3 separate regions of the Homo sapiens genome follow, and all the other regions are linked to region 2. Evidence: chromatin loops called from intact Hi-C (ENCODE). Cell type or tissue: OCI-LY7. All regions are shown on one strand.

Region 1 (2,500 bases), 200 kb before region 2:
GGTTGGAAGAGGAGGTTGAAAAGACACTAGACACTATGGTCCCAAGAGAAGAGTCCATGAGGTGAGGAGTCTGATGCAAGACTCTATTCCTGGGGCCATAGCAGCACAATCCAGCAAGAGAGTGACACAAGGCAACATTTAACTCTTTCTTGACCCTATTTCTTAGTATTAAGGACCACCTACTGTCAGGGTAGGCTTTGTGACTTCCCAATGCCGGTGGAGCTGGACCTACAGGTGCATGCCACGTCTTTGGGGTCCCTAGGATATACACTGATGGAGCTGTTGGGAAAGGGACAGCATCCAGAATGTGAGAATAATAGGCCACAGAAACTTCATATTACGCCCATTTATTTCAAAGATGAGAAAACAGAGGTTCTTAGTGGCTCTATGATGTATTTGCAGTCAGGACCCAGAACCAATGAGCCAAAAATCCCGAGACCTTTCATCCTTTTTTTCATCTTTTTTTTTTTTTTGCCTCTGTAAGACACCAAAGAAATTGGCTAATGTTAATTTGCTTCTTCTCCAGTTCCCTTGCTTATCACATTAATGGGAATATCAGAAACCACAAAAAGCATCATGTTGGTTGCATTGCTATTTGAACATCACAAATAATTTGTTTTAAATTCTACTGTTACTCATTTTTGATGCTTGGATTAGAAAGATGGATGTACGGATAGATGGTTGGATGGGGGGTGGGTGGATGGATAGATAGATAGATAGATAGATAGATAGATAGAGAAATAGACAGACAAATCTGAATTGTAAGTGGTTTGGACACAGTGCATATACCACAGCTATAAGGCACGTAACACTTTACCTCCTTTGCCCTGGGGGGTTGTGTCGTCTCTCAAGAAGTCAACATCTGGCTTTAGTTGATAAGCTAGGTGATTAACTTTTTATATCAAGATCCACTGCCCAAAATAATTTGACTAGTGATAAACTAAATTTTTATGCAGAATTATTTAGTAGAGTAGGCACCTAGAAAAGAGACAGGAAACAGTAGACTAGATTTCAGTCACGACCCTTTTCCTCACCACTTGGTGGCACTGAGCTCACCACTTAACCTTGCTGTACCACACTCACCTCCACTCTGGACACTATGAGTGTAATAGTGACTTAAATGAGGTAATCAACATGAAAAACACTTTGACAATGAAACAGAGTTGCATGCTGATGCCAAGTGGCCTTGTTATTATATGCATTTATCATCACCATTTCCCTATTCTTATTAACTGACTGGGTTAGAACAAGTTCAAAGAAGGCAGGAGCTCATTCCTGGAAGTTGACTCTACTTTGTTATTTAGGTAAAGTGTGACTACCGCTTTTTGTAAATGTGCACTGTGAGCAGAGTGACATTTTTCATGTGGATGGTTTATACCAGTTCATGTTCGTGTGTTGACAGTTATGTTAATTCTATGTGATATTTTCCCTCCAGTGCTTTTGCTTTTGAAACAGCATAATAAAGTGACTTCTGCTAAATAAATAGGCCTGTTCACAATAACTGATACTTAAGTGAATTTATGCAGGAGGTATTTTGGTCTTGTGGACCAAACTAACTAGCTGCAAATCGATTAACTTCAAGGATCCAGCAGAGTATTTAGGATAATTTCTGAAGTGCAAATGTAAAAGTCATGGTAGAATTTTTTTTGGCATATGTGTAGAATTTCTACCATGGGCCCATTTAAAAAATCAATATCATAATAATTACATCAAAGCAAAAGTAACAGAGCATTATGTGCATGATCAGAAAGCTGCAACTGAGAGGAAAGTCCAACCACTCCAGGAAAATGAGAAACGTGTAATTAACATCTGCAATTTGCATTGCTCCCTGACACTCCTGAATTTTTATGACAAATCATGCTGTAACCTTTGTAAGTTGGACATCAGTAATGGTTGTTTTTTCATGGTTTTAAAGTCAGGAATATGAAGCATCCTCTTTCACAATCACTCATCCCTACTATTGCCTTATATGGATAATCTCAATCCTACCCCTTACAACCCACCTCACTGTAGTATTCTCTCTTGCCAAACATCTAGCATGCCTGCACATATATGAGTAGCAAAAATGTACATTTCTTAAAGAGAAAACTGTGAATAGGAGCAGAAACCTAGAACATGTAAATGTTTTGCTGCTGTTGCCAATAAAGGGACTGACAGAATCACTCAATGAATCAACTGACTAGGACTGCATTTGGTGACATTATACAAATTCCCTAGGAGGAGCAGGTCTGCCAAGAGTTATGAGAGATGCTATGGTAATATAATTATGAACTCCCTGCAGTCAGGAAGCTTATAATCCAGGTGGGAAATGACGAACACATAAAATGTCATCATCAACCTATCAAACATCCTTTCTTCCCCTGGGTCCCGGTAACTGCTATCATTTAGTGAGCATTTGCTGTGTGCTCAACACAATGCAGACATTAATTCATTTACTCCCCCAGATAGCCTAGTGAGGTAATTGAACATGTAAGCCCCATTTTTACGGACATGAAAACTG
Region 2 (2,500 bases):
CCCAAGTTGGAAGCAGAGGTAAAAAATAGGGACGCTGACAGTCACTGACCAAGTCCTGACCATTCTGAGTCAATTGCTGCAGAGACTGTGTTTTGGTTGCCTAGGCTAGCTTCTGCAGAGGTTTTACATCAGAATTCTATCATTATATATGATCTGGCCATTGTCTATTTGTATACTGATTTTCTCAGCTTATAATGTGGACTTTGATGCTTGAGAAAATATCAATCTAATTAAACCTACTGACCCTTGGAAAATTTAGAGTGAGTGCTATGCCTGCTCTGGGTTACTTCTGGAGAATGGCAGTAATCATGCATTCTATTTTTATTCAAATGCTCACATAGAATACACTGAGTCAGGTAAAAGCACACGTTTTATCACAACTACGGGATCTGGTTAGATGGTCGGCTTTTTAATTTCATGGCCGCTCACTGCCACTACAGCAGCCGTCGGCAAGTCTACAAGGTCTGTTTTGAATTCGAAATTGAAAGTATGGCAAACCAAACAGGCCTGATATTGACATTTTGGAGCAAGCTGCTTACCTCTCTGCATGTCAGTGATGTGCTTTGCTTTGCCTTCTCTCTTTATTTTCTTAGATATCTATTAAAGCCTTTGCATTTATCCAAGAATCATAATATGTACATCCAAACTGTCAACCCAAAAATCTGGTCTGAAGTGACGACTCAGTTTCAGTTGAGGGAAGAGGCAATCCTGCCCTCCCACAATGGGTTAGGCCTTTTTTGTGTTGCTATAAAGAAATACCCAAGACTGGATAATTTAGAAAGAAAAGAGGTTTGTCTCATGGTTCTGCAGGCTTTACAGGAAGCAGGGTGCCAGCATCTGCTTCTGATGAGGAACTCAGGAAGCTTACAATCATGGCGGGAGAGGAAGGGGGAGTATGCAACTCACATGGCCAGACTAGAAGCAAGACTAGAAGCAACGTGTCACACACTTTTAAACAACCAGATCTCATATGAGCTCACTCATCACTAAGAAGATGGCACTAAACCATTCATGAAGGATACATCCCTGCAATCCAATCACCTCTCACCAGGCCCCACCTCCAACATTAGGGATTACATTTCAACATAAGATTTGAAGGGGGCGTCTGAGGTATATCCTCTACCCCCACCAGTAAAAATCTACAAGAATAGTCCCCAAATCTTGAATGAATGAAAACAAATGGAAAAGAGGCATCAAATAGGAAATCAGGAAAGTATCAAATCATGGGTCATTTTAATGTGTCTCAGAGATTTAGGTTTAATGAATATTTAACTTTTTTTTTTTTTCTGGTGACAGTTGAAATGAATAGTCAGGTTGACAAGGTAAATGACCCAACAGAGAGTCAACAAGAAGATCAACTAATAGGTAAGATGCCCCTTGTGGTGAGATTTTCAATGATCAACCAGCCATAAGAACTATTTGCAAATGACATACTGGATTTCCCTTGGTTTTGCCAAGTCCCCACAGCATGGCTTGGGATAAACCTTGAAAATCTTTAAACCAAATAACACAGCGTAAGGGGAAACGATCACCCCTAGAAGCTTGCCATCTTGAAGAGGAAAAGATGAGCTACAGCACATTCAAATCATGTATACCCTGGTTTTCTGTGCTTTGACAAGTAAAAAATGTCTCCATCCATCTCACCCCCTGGCCTCCTGGAGTGGTCAAATTATTTCAGAAACTCCAAGCTGATTCTGAAGCATTGCTTTTCTAGAAGCTACCTGCTGAGTTGCTTGGTATATCTGTCTTTAAGCATAACACTCAATCTTTGCCCTGGAGTTTGTATAAAGGAATATGAGTGTGTTTGGACAGAAACAAGCCTGCCTTAGGTCCTGTTTTTTTCACACCACTACCTGTGGACCCGTGCGTCTGCACAAAGGTTTGTTATGTTGAATGAGCTTCAGGGAACTCCCAGGAAAATAAAAAGCCTGGGTTTGTTACGTTGAATGAGCTTCAGGGAACTCCCAGGAAAATAAAAAGCCTGGTCCAGATCATGTTTAGGAGTTTTTCCAGACCAACATTCTAAATCTCTCAGTAGAGACTAAAATATATTTAGAATGATGAGTGTAACTGAGTCCAAAGCCAGTACTGCTTGCTTCATGGCAGCCAATACATCAAGAGACAACGTGTTGAGGCAAGGAAAATGACTTTATTCCAAGAGCCAGCAAACCAAGAAGATGGCAAATTAATGTCCTAAAGAATCACCCTAAATTTATAGAATTTTAGGCTCCTTTTCTCTTTGAGGAAAAGGAACAGAGAGGTGGTTGAGATCAAGAGGTGACAGACATCTGGACTGCAGCAAGGGTTCAAGGGGGAGTTGTGAAACGTCTTTGCCCTTGGTCAGGTCACATTGCTCCTATAAATCTTTAACATAATGTTGTTACTTGTGTGCATACTGTCTTTATCTCTTCGGTGGTTAGTTTTGGGAAGGAACTATTGTCATCTTTGCTTTAAAGTTGAACTATAAAGTAAATTCCTGCCGTAGTTAGCTCACCCTGCA
Region 3 (2,500 bases), 190 kb before region 2:
AAACGATTAAGCACTCTATATGAAAACTGGGCTGAAGAGCCATTGTACTCAACATAGTATCATTGGATAAGATGTCAGTTGGTGACAATAATGCCTCATGCCCTTTATATAGTGCTTTTGTTTTTCTTTTTTATAGAGTGCTTTGCAAAACCATCTAGGTTTCTCTGTATTTCTGTTCTCAGCTCTTCTGGCAAACTTAAAGGAAAGTCCTCCGAAATATCTTATGTTTTTGGTTCTAGAACTAAGTACCCTTGAAAACTATCTGCCACATACCTACATTTTAGTCAAATCTGTTTGTCTAAACATATACTCTGTGGATATTTACAGAGCTCCTATTATGTGTCAGGACCTATGCTATGCACTGGTGATGCAAAGATGAGTGCCACCTGATTCTTCATGAGGTTCCAGTTTAAGACATAAAGTGAACTGTCAGATTGTTAGTTCTAAAAATATTAATGTTGTTTTTTGTATTATTTTCTATTACATTTTAGACTAGGGAATCATCTGAGTTTATTGACAGCTTGTTCATAAAAGAGCAAATTATTTTAAATATACAAAGTTGCTTTAATTACAAGCGGGGATGGAAACTTTAGGAAGTTAACCAAGAAGATGGGCCGGGACCAACAAAAGTTCATCGAAAAAGAAGTAATTGGAATTTGAGAAGCCTTGACAGATTGCACACCTGTAACAAAGAACATTGTTATTCTTTGTACTTCATTGCTCTTCTCTACATAATATTCACTGAAATGATATTGAAGATTACATCAGCTGGAGTTAAGTCAGATAAGCAGAATCCTTGAATGATATGGGTTAATGGATTTATTGCAGGGATTAGATCTTATACAATTGTGGGAGAAACTGGGAAAGTAACATTCCACAAGGGGATGATTGACTGAATAGAAAAGCTTCTAACCGGGGCCCATGGAATGGAGCTGGTGAAGATGTCTATGGAAGTCCCTTGCCTGTCCATCTGGACAGGGCCAGAAGTATGTCAGCAGGGCAGATGATAAAAGAGGAAGTAGGAAAGCTGCATGCAAAGCGGGAGAGAACAAAGACAAATGAAAGTCACAAGGGAAAACTGGAATCCACAGAGATCCACAGGCCCATATATCTGTCTCTCACTGATTGGAACCCCAAAGCTGTGATGTCCTGCCGAAGGATCCAGTGCTCTTGCTGCAGAACTTCATGTGGGCCCAGCCCAGCTCCAAGAACATGTGGCAGAAGAACCATCAAGAACTGGAGAAGCTGTGGGGCCAGCTGCTACTCCACACCCATGTGATAAGCAACAGCATGCATGATCGCCCAAGCCCTGCACCCACCTTCCTGGCACAAAGTCTCTGACTGCACTTCTGCCCTACAAATCTCATGGAAATTTCTCTGTGGCCAGCCCTAACCCAGAACCATTCAGAGAAATGCAACTTCAGCTTAACTAACTTTTGACATAGACTGTAACAGAGGCATAGAAAGAAAGAAAGAAAAAAACTATAGAGATGAGATAATTCCATCTTTTCTTGAGAAAGATGTAAAAACTAGGGTGAGGAGAGATGATGGCTTGTCCGATGTCACAGAACTAGTGACAGGCCTAGAAACTCAATTCTGTGTGTGTGTCTCTAGGTGATATCACAGAAAAAACAAACAAACAATCTCTGGATGTGAGGTTCATGCACTGTCTTTGTATAGTCCAAGCCACTCAAGAGGTTTGCTTGACCCTAGAAATTTGAGTCCATCCTGGCAACATAGCAAGACTCCATCTCTAATGTATTTAAAACATTAAAAATAAATTCTAAAAAAGAAGACACCTGAGTTTTTGCCTTAATTGATTGCTTGGGCCTTGGGAAAAAAAAAATCACTCGATTCCTGGACTCATGTTTTCTATAAGTGAATGGCATATAGGCTAGGCCCAACAAATTGGAAATGATCACTTTATATCTGATGAATAAATGAATGAATACAATCTCTCAAGAACCACTATTTCACAAAATTATTTTACTGCCTAACATTTAAAAAAAAATGAAACAATGCTCCTGGGCCTCAATAGCGAGGCATTCTTATAGGTTCTCATGAAATTTATCTGGGGCTAGTATGGGGCATATGGGCCCTTTTTCCTTTGTACAAGTCAGATTTCCAATCTCTCAGCCATATAACAATTAGACTTTCTCCTCACCCACTGTGACTTCTTTTTTACTTATTCAGTCTGGGCTTTTCAGTAGGAGTCAAGTACTACATAGCTGGAAAAACAAGAGACTCTGGAAAAACAGTTACAGGGAGAAGCTGGAAGAATATCAGATTTCTAGTTATGTATTTTGATGGTTAGCTCATGAATTTGAAATCAGCATTTAGCAGGATTGACCTGTTTCCCGCTGGTGTGACATTAGCTGGGATGGCTCAAAGGCCTGGAGTTGAAATAATCTAAAGTCTACCTACTTTCAGTGAGGGTAGTTGGATCCATATTGTCTCTCTGCTTCCTCATGGCATGGTGGTTGGGTACAAGAGCGAGGCT

The links. Peaks named below come from ENCODE experiments on the same cell type or tissue, not always from the same donor. Only the 100,000 strongest peaks of a DNase experiment are listed, where the experiment ranks them.
Region 1: it touches region 2 in a loop (6-fold over the local background); 1 of 110 quality-filtered maps calls a loop at or near these places.
Region 3: a loop joins it to region 2, with 4 times the contacts of the local background. A loop is called at or near these places in 1 of 110 quality-filtered maps.

Annotation. Positions count from the first base shown.
Region 1 is chr20:15,842,010-15,844,509 of GRCh38, forward strand. All of the region lies in intron 8 of MACROD2 (mono-ADP ribosylhydrolase 2), which reads left to right. Among named protein-coding and RNA genes, the nearest start is that of KIF16B, 730 kb to the right of the region's middle. In OCI-LY7, a CTCF peak has its summit at 1,052 (motif pointing right); a DNase peak (open chromatin) is centred at 1,052.
Region 2 is chr20:16,043,275-16,045,774 of GRCh38, forward strand. It overlaps MACROD2 (mono-ADP ribosylhydrolase 2), which reads left to right. Exons shown (of 18, transcript NM_001351661.2): 17 at 1,297-1,365. Among named protein-coding and RNA genes, the nearest start is that of KIF16B, 530 kb to the right of the region's middle. In OCI-LY7, CTCF peaks have their summits at 1,364 and 1,579; no DNase peak of the experiment used is centred here; H3K27ac peaks cover 2,164 bases.
Region 3 is chr20:15,856,284-15,858,783 of GRCh38, forward strand. The region is part of intron 8 of MACROD2 (mono-ADP ribosylhydrolase 2); the gene reads left to right. Among named protein-coding and RNA genes, the nearest start is that of KIF16B, 720 kb to the right of the region's middle. In OCI-LY7, no CTCF peak of the experiment used is centred here; DNase peaks (open chromatin) are centred at 1,018 and 1,288; H3K4me3 peaks cover 1,213 bases; H3K27ac peaks cover 2,484 bases.